Regions from separate parts of the Homo sapiens genome. Here region 2 is linked to region 1. A link is a contact called in ENCODE Hi-C or POLR2A ChIA-PET data. All regions are on one chromosome and are shown on one strand. The core of a region is the stretch at or near the end of the contact, and the rest is flanking DNA. Distances in the headings are between cores, read along the strand shown. Region 1 overlaps HECW2 (HECT, C2 and WW domain containing E3 ubiquitin protein ligase 2). Region 2 overlaps HECW2 (HECT, C2 and WW domain containing E3 ubiquitin protein ligase 2).

The links. A loop is a pair of places that touch in the nucleus more often than their neighbours do. ChIA-PET counts read pairs that join two places held with the same protein, here RNA polymerase II (POLR2A). Pooled maps may share reads with other maps.
Region 2: a loop to region 1 is called in a pooled map, with 2.2 times the contacts of the local background. The contact joins two enhancer-like sites. A Hi-C loop is called at or near these places in 1 of 168 maps with a recorded cell type or tissue (endothelial cell of umbilical vein) and 2 of 50 pooled maps. POLR2A ChIA-PET finds 5 or more read pairs at or near these places in 3 of 52 experiments (AG04449, H1 and T-cell).

The regions. Positions count from the first base shown.
Region 1 is chr2:196,411,636-196,415,789 of GRCh38, reverse strand. The region is part of intron 2 of HECW2 (HECT, C2 and WW domain containing E3 ubiquitin protein ligase 2); the gene reads left to right. Among named protein-coding and RNA genes, the nearest start is that of HECW2-AS1, 150 kb to the right of the region's middle. RefSeq lists an enhancer at 1,661-1,710. Within about 2 kb of position 1,914, at least 4 of the 41 ENCODE cell types and tissues checked have a DNase peak (open chromatin) inside an H3K27ac peak, as active enhancers do.
Region 2 is chr2:196,261,333-196,265,486 of GRCh38, reverse strand. All of the region lies in intron 17 of HECW2 (HECT, C2 and WW domain containing E3 ubiquitin protein ligase 2), which reads left to right. HECW2-AS1 (HECW2 antisense RNA 1) reads right to left here. Exons shown (of 3, transcript NR_110226.1): 3 at 1,283-2,436. Among named protein-coding and RNA genes, the nearest start is that of HECW2-AS1, 3.4 kb to the right of the region's middle. RefSeq lists an enhancer at 2,153-2,272. Within about 2 kb of position 2,231, at least 10 of the 41 ENCODE cell types and tissues checked have a DNase peak (open chromatin) inside an H3K27ac peak, as active enhancers do.

The DNA of each region.
Region 1 (4,154 bases), core at 665-3,164:
AATCCTTTCATTTTTACAGAAACTTGTTTCTTTCCTTATTCTAAATATTCTTCAGGCTTTGTTGTGGATGTCCTTCCTTTTAAGAGGCCAGTTTAAGCAGAAAGCTTCATCTCCAACCAAAGGTGCCTGGAGCCATCTCTTACTGGCTCCTGGGAGCCCATTCTGCATGTCATGCACGAAAGCTCAGCTCCGCATTCAGCGCGTGCACATTGGTAGCAGGAAGTCAGCTGTGATGAGAGCATTTACACCACAGGAAGCAGCAAACACTACACATCAGGGCTTTCCCACCCTCAGAGAGCCAGTGTCCCAGCATACCCCTATTGAATCCCAACCTCTGTCTAAAGCTCCCAGGATCATTTCTCTCCAAATATGCTACTCACTTTCAAACTCAGTTTGTTCAAAACGAACAGACTGACAAGCAAAACCAGTTCTTGATTCCCCTGTTTTTGTTGGTAGAAATGCCATTTTTTCAATCTCATAGGCTTGGAAACCTTGTACAAGATTTTGACTCCTACTACACTTTTAACATGCACATCCAGTCTCCTACCGAGGAATATAAGTACCCTGCTTCTTTTCAGTGTATGTATATGTTTTTGACAAAGATAACAGGTTCACCAGAACATAGACAGTGGCCCCAGAGAAATCCCCTATGAAATCAACAACTCCTCTCTCACCTGGTAGCCAGGTAAGGGTCATGAGAATGATTCTGGACCACCTTCTTCCCATGTCCTGCTTGGACAGTGAGGCATCTCACTTTGGACTTTGGGTATGGCTGTCACCTTTCACTTCAGGGCCTCAGCAGGGGTACTTCCCTCTACCTTAAGTCAGATGAGAGAGGCATGAAGGGAACTGCTCTAAGAGCTTCATGAGTGCTGTCTGCAGTGGACTGATATCCGACCCACACCTGAAGACTCCCAAGGTGAGAGGCTGTGGCTGGAACTCAGAGTGAGAGGGGCTGTGCTGACAATAACCTGCACGGTTTGAGTTGTTGGGGCAAGAACACATGATTCTTGTGGACCAGGTGTGGGGGATCCGCCCACAACAAAGCTGGTGTTGGGGCACTGTTACTCCTGCTGGAAAGGAGTCCCCAGGGGCTGATGTTACCCAGGGGCCTCAGAGGCCAGATGGAAGACCCTGGCAGAAAGAGGCAGTGTGTGGTCCTGAAGCCTAGTGTCTAGGGCTAGTGACCACCTCAGGGGAATTTGCAAGTGCAAGTCTCCAGAAATGGGTCCTCTCTCTAGGACTCAGGAAGGCCCCTTTGAGGGAAAGAGAGACACTCCACACTCACAGAATGTTCGCACCAGATCATGGCGATACCAGCTCAATCAGCCCTTCCCTGCCTCCTAAGCACATTTTATCTTTGAAGTTAGAAGGGGAGAAGATCCTAACACATACTGAGATTTGTTTGGCTTTATTTTTCAAGTTGGAAATGGAGATGTTACAGGAATGGAGGACAGGTAGGGTTTCAGTCTCAGATTCAGAGGTGAAATTGAGCTGACTCTGGCTGAGTAAAGTGGGATACAAAACAGTGCTGTTGGGGGAAATGTTGCCTTTCTCTGGTCTGTTGCTTCTGAGTCAAGCTAACTGACAGCTGTGCTCAAGTCCCCTGGAGAGAACCACTTTTGAAGAAATATTCACGTGGCGTGAGGCTCTGAACTATTTATGGAAAAGCAAAGCATTTCACTCAAAAGCAGCAAAGAAGAGAAAATCAGGGGACTGTCTTCTCAGTGCTTTTTGATGACTGTGTTGGTGGGGTACAGCTGAGTGCAGAGGTGAGCTGCAGAGTAGTGATCACCAGCAACACACAACGAAGGCAGAACCTGCCTCAGTCCTTGAGGCTTGAAGCACGGGGTGATGGAAATGAGGTCATCTGTCACTAAGAACAGCTTCCGCGTTCCTATAGAGACCAGCACCAGCCAACAGGCTAAGAGAAGTGCAGGCTGGTGTGGGTGGGCAGTGTAACTGTAGGAAACCTCAGAGAATACAGGGAGAGCTCCAGATTAGAGAGTGGAAAAGAGCAGAAGTAAGGGTTCAAGTTTTTCATCTGCTGTCCATTTTATCCATGATAATATTTTTATAGTGCTTTTATATTGAGAGAGCTCTTCTAATAATATTATCTCATATAATTTTTTTTGAGACAGGGTCGGCTGGGCATAGTGGCTTACACCTGTAATCCCAGCACTTTGGGAGGCCAAGGCGGGTGTATCAGCTGAGGTCAGGAGTTTGAGACCAGCCTGGCCAACATTTGAAACCCTGTCTGTACTAGAAATACAAAAATTAGCCGGGCATGGTGGTGCGTGCCTGTAATCCCAGCTACTTGGGAGGCTGAGGCGGGAGAATTGCTTGAACCTGGGAGGCGGAGGTTGCAGTGAACCAAGATTGAACCACAGCACTCCAGCCTGAGCAATGGAGTGAGACTCAATCTCAAAAAAAAAAAGACAGGGTCTTGCTCTGTCACCCAGGCTGGAGTGCAGTGGCACAATCATAGCTCACTGTTACCTCACGCTCCTGTGCTCAAGCGATCCTCCCACGCCAGCTTCCTGAGTGGCTGGGACTGCAGGCAGTACACCACCATGCCTGGCTAATTTTTTAATTTTTTTGTAGTGACAGGGTCTCTCTATGTTGCCCAGGCTAGTCTTGGACTCCTGGCCTCAAGTGATCCTCCAGCCTGGGCCTCCCAAACTGCTGAGAGTACAGGAGAGAGCTATCATGCCCAGCTCTATTTCATGTTATTTCATATTTCATATAATTCTTAGGGCAGCTCTCCACCTGATTAACTGTGCCACCTGATGGTGGGAACCAGAGGAGGAAGTTAACAGGTTAAGTTGCTTACCCATGACAGATGATGGTGACAGAATTTGGACCAAAGTTGTCTAATAATTTCCTAATTCAGAGGGCTCCTTCCAGCCTTTAGGGCTATGTTGAACTGGGGTAAAAGGATTTCATATGATTCATGGGCAGTATTTTAAAATTTAATTGTAATGTGTTTAGTTTTAAATTTACTTTCTATTTTTGGCAGGGATACTGGTTTTCCATTAATGGACTGAGGTAAACTCACTTAAGTAAAAAGAGCAAAGATGAAAAAGCATCAAGTAAATAGTAGCATCAAGATGTGGCAGTAATTGTGAAGGGGACTGTGAACATGAAATTTCAAAGCCACTGCTCTAAAGGCTTCCTGGCCAAAACAAAGAGTTTATCATTTGATTACATTCCCTAAAGGGTGTTCTGAATGTGTCCTGTGACTAAATCCTGACCTCAAAATGGGATGATAAACTCTTTGTGAATAAGGACTGTGCCTTCTATAATCCAGATGCTGTGTCCTGGCACCCCCCAAATTCATATGTTGAAGTCGTAACCCCAGTACCTCAGAATGTGGTCTTATTTGGAGACAGCGTCTTTACAGAGGTAAGCAAGTTAAATGATGTCATTAGGGTGGGCCTTAATTCAATATGACTGTTGCCCTATGGAAAGGGGAAGCAGCATGTGACATGAAGACGGTCACCTGCACACCAAGGAAAGAGGCTTAGAACAGATTTTCCTACACTGGTCGCAAAAGAAAACAACCTGGTCAACATCTTGATTTTGGACTTCTAGCCTCCAGAACTTTAACATTCTGTTGTTTAAGCTAACCAGTTTGTGGTAATTTATCACGGCAGCCCTAGCAAACTAATACAATAGGTTTGTGCATAAATACTGGGAACATAAATAATGAACCTTAAACTGAATAACAAGATCTTCCCGTGTAATTTTTATTCATTTATTTATTTATTTTTATTTTTTAAGACAGAGTCTTGCTCTGTCACCCAGGCTGCAGTGCACTGGTGCAATTTTGGCTCACTGCAACCTCTGCCTCCTGGGCTCAACTGATTCTCCTGCTTCAGCCTCCCAAGTAGCTGGGACTACAGGTGTGCGCCACTACACCAGCTAGTTTTTGTAGTTTTTGTAGAGATGGGGTTTCCCCATGTTGGCCAGGCTGGTCTGAAACTCTTGACCTCAAGTTATCTGCCCACCTCGGCCTCCCAAAGTGCTAGGATTACAGGCGTGAGCCACCGCATCCAGGCTTCCCATGTAATTTTGATCCAAGTCACTCCAAGTTTCTAATTAAAAATGCCTCCTCTTGAGCTTTAAGGCCTTGTTGGCCAGCTCTTCTCTCT
Region 2 (4,154 bases), core at 982-3,481, 150 kb after region 1:
GCGGACAGAGTCTCACTCTGTCACCCAGGCTGGAGTGCAGTGGGCACAATCTCGGCTCACTGCAACCTCTGCCTCCCGGGTTCAAGCAATTCTTGTACCTCAGCCTCCTGAGTAGCCAGAACTACAGCAATGCACTACCATGCCCGGCTAATTTTTGTATTTTCAGTAGAGATGGGGTTTCACCATGTTGGCCAGGCCAGTCTTGAACTCCTGGCCTCAAGTGATCTGCCTTCCTGGGCCTCCCAAAGTGTTGGGATTATAGGCGTGAGCCACCCTGCCTGGCCATCTTTAATTCAACTATTAATTTGTTTATAGGAGGGCTTTTTAGTGGTGCTGTCACATTGTTTCCTACAGGGAGCGTTACTCTAAAATATTTTACATTTACACAATAAAACCAGCCTTGACTGCTCCATGCCTAGACTGAGGACTGAGCCTTCTGGCTCAAGGTTTAGCTGGAAATTACTGAGGGCCAAAATATCATGGCAATATCATTAAGATAACGTTTTAGAAGCCATCCAAAGGTATATTAAAATACCTTTCCAAGGAACTAATTATCTTGTAGGCCTATTAAGAGATTAGAGACTTTCTTCTTCAGGGCAGTAAGGAACACAGATTCTTAGAACCTGTCATCTATTCTATGACTTCTGCAAAAGGAATAAGTGCTAGTCATGTTTTATTTGAATGGATGTACTAATTTATAGATCTGCATATGCTTTTGAATTGTATATCACGTATATATCTAATTTTCACATTTTTGATGCATGGAATCTCTTTTAACTATTAATGTCAACTTGAAGACAACTGGACAGTCAATCACCTAAAATTTAAAAGGCCCAAAACAGGAACTCCAATAGCCAAAATTAGTTTAGGTTCTTTTCATAGTATCACTCTCAGATATTTGTTAAATTATTTTCTGATAAACATTGTTCTCTGATGTAACTTTGAAAGATTCCCCAAATTATACATGCATTCATCCACTGGATATTTCTCCAAAGTATTGTGTTTTTTTGCTAATAAGTGGTTCAATCATGATTTTCAAGATGGTTTTCTTACATGAGGAATAATAATATTTTAGGTACATCTGTTTTACTGTTGATTTTTCCTACATTCTGTTATATTTATGAAGAAAACAGTTCAGTAAAATGTCATTTTCCTTTAGTAACTCATTAGACTTGGACTGTCTGTGGACCAAAGCAAAATATCAGTGCTGAAACCAGTCTCAGTGCCTTCCCCAACCCCAAAAGAATAATAAATCCACTTCTGAATCACAGAGAACAATGAGTTATTTATGATAGCACAAAGTAGTTTTTAATAAAATCTGCTTTTTACTTATATTTAAATAAATTGCCCAGTTACTGAATCAGAAGCATTTCTTACAAAGCAAACAAAATAAGCATCCCTTCTATGTTAATAACATGTTAATAGTATGTTGGCAAGTTGATTTAGAACAACTTGCCAACAATACAAACAGAAAAAGGAGTGGGTCAAAGAAATCTAGTTTGGCTTTATTTTCAATAGATCATACTGTCTGTTGAAAAAGGAATAAATAATTATGGAGCCTATCTAATAATATACTCAATAGTTTGAAATTATTGAGTGCTTCCTATATAATAGGCTCCAGGCTAAGTATTTCATTTGCATTCTATAATTATGTTTATATTAACATGAGGAAACAGAGTTAAGTAACTAAGTTCTTAGCATGCAGATAACTTATATCTATTTATGACAAACTTTGTCCCTACACATGTGGCTGATTAATTTCATATCTCTGGGTCCATAAGAATCGTATGACCATAATGGACTTAAATTCCCATAACCTTTTAACTGCTCGGCTGTATCTGTCAAGTCAGACAGTGCCCTGTGACTGTAATAATGAGTATGAATGATCAGTGCTCGTCTTCCTTTCTTGACATTATACCATTAGGCAAGTCAAAGCATTTCTCTAGAACTGCCTGAGGGCAGTTTTTGAAAACGTTTATTTGTGAATGTGCCACTGAACTGTATCTAGAGGAACCAGGATGTGCAGAGTCGGCAATCCAGAGTTTTGTGGTTTTGAGCATTGCTGCTTCTGGTTGTCTCCGAACACATGCCCTTCTTTAACTTCACCAGAATATTGGGTGGTTTCATGAGAATGTTTTCTGTGGGAATTCAGTCTTGAGACTTTGTTCATTGTCCTCAAATGATCTAGTAGAGTTGATCTTCTGGGGTGATTCCGTGCAGAGGAGGAAGTGGTTACACATACTGTGAGAGTCTGAGAGACAGCAGTAGCTGGAGACTTTTTCCTGAGTTTGTCGCTGTATAGTTTAGGTTCTCATTTTACAGTTGTGAGTTTTCATGTTAAGAGATTGCCTTTTTACCTGCCTTTGCATTTCTCTCCAGTGGATTCTGTTTTAGTAAATAATTGGACATTGGCTTTCCAATTCTTTTTTTATTTCTCTGCCACAGGAAAAAAAGAAAAAAAAAAGATAGCAAGATTGTTTATTCCAAACACCGGGTGGAAATTGTTAGGAGCCACATACGTTATTTTGGCCTAAATTAATCATGTCCCTGCTTTGTATTTTACTAAGCACTTATCAGGTAGACAGAAAAGTGTTTTGTACTTGGGGAACACAAAGATAAAGGAGGACGGGCTGAGCACCATAGCTCGTGCCTGTAATCCCAGCTACTTTGGGAGGCCGAGGTGGGTGGATCACTTGAGGTCAGGAGTTCACCTGGCCAACATATGAAACCCTATTTCCGCTAAAAATACAAAAATTAGCCAGACATGGTGGCGCATTCCTGTAATCCTAACTACACTGGAGGCTGAGGCAGGAGAATCACTTGAACCCGGGAGGCAGAGGTTGCAGTGAGTCGAGATTGGGTCTCTTCACTCCAGCCTGGGTGACACAGTGAGACTCCATCTCAAAAAAAAAAAGATAAAGGAGCAAGGGCTTTTGCCCTGAAGAAACTTATGTTTCAAAAGGAATTTAAGTTGTACCTCACTAGCCAAATCAGAAGGTGTACCCATAAAAGTGCTAGAATGTACTCTAAGGGGCACAGAGAGATAAACGTACCCATGTAGAGAGAGCCAAATGATAATACTTTGTATTAGTATAACCTTAATCTTCATTATATTACCACTGAGGTTGAATTGAATTTCTTTGTTAAGAAGAAGCCAGGCTGATGCAGTAAGTAGCTCACTCCTATAATCCTAGTAGTTTGGGAGGCTGAGGCAGGAGGATCACTTGAGGCCAGGAGTTCAAGACCAGCCCAGACAACATAGCAAGACCCTGTCTCTACAAAAATGTTTAAAAATTAGCTGGGTGTGGTGGTACATACCTGTAGTCCCACCTACTCAGGAGACTGAGGCAAGAGGATCACCTGAGCCCAGGAGTTTGAAGCTATAGTGAGCTATGATTGTACCACTGCACTCTAGACTGGGCAACAGAGAGGACTGCCACAGATTCCTTCTAACTGTATACATTATAAACTTGAATAAATATATTAAAGTAATTTTCAAACATTCCTCTAATCATGATCAGTTGTCTTTAACAACATTTCTCAAACTTGTTATGTTATTCCAAACGCTGGGTGGACTCATGAAAATTTGTAAGAGTCACATCTGTTATTTTTCCACTCTAAAAGGAAAAAGAAATATTGCGGACCTATAATGTTGACGTTAGTCACTTTTATTTTAAACTTAAATGTGTACAAATATAAAATATGTATAAACCTCTTATGCTTACAGCTTTTATAAACTACAAAACCAAAAGACATACAAATTAAGTTAAAAACTAGAAAAAATCAATAACATTTGAATTAATGCTATTAATATGAGGATACTTTGTTTTTCAGAAGCCAAATCACCAATGTTGAGACCATTATTGGTGGAAAGACACATTTGCACCTTTCTGTGCTTGTGTTTGACTTGATTCTTTTGATTTTTTGCATCTCTGGCCTAGCATGTGCCTCCTTGGAATTATCAGTCATCATTTTTCCTTCTTAACAAAAAGCTTATTTTTATCTACTGATTCATTGGTTTGATAAGCCAATTCATTTAATAGTGTAACCTGAAATACAATACTGAAGGATAAAACATATCATTGAATGTGCCTTGGGATGAGTGGATTCTACCACCACTTTTCTATTTGCAAACTATTGCAGAGCTTTTGTTC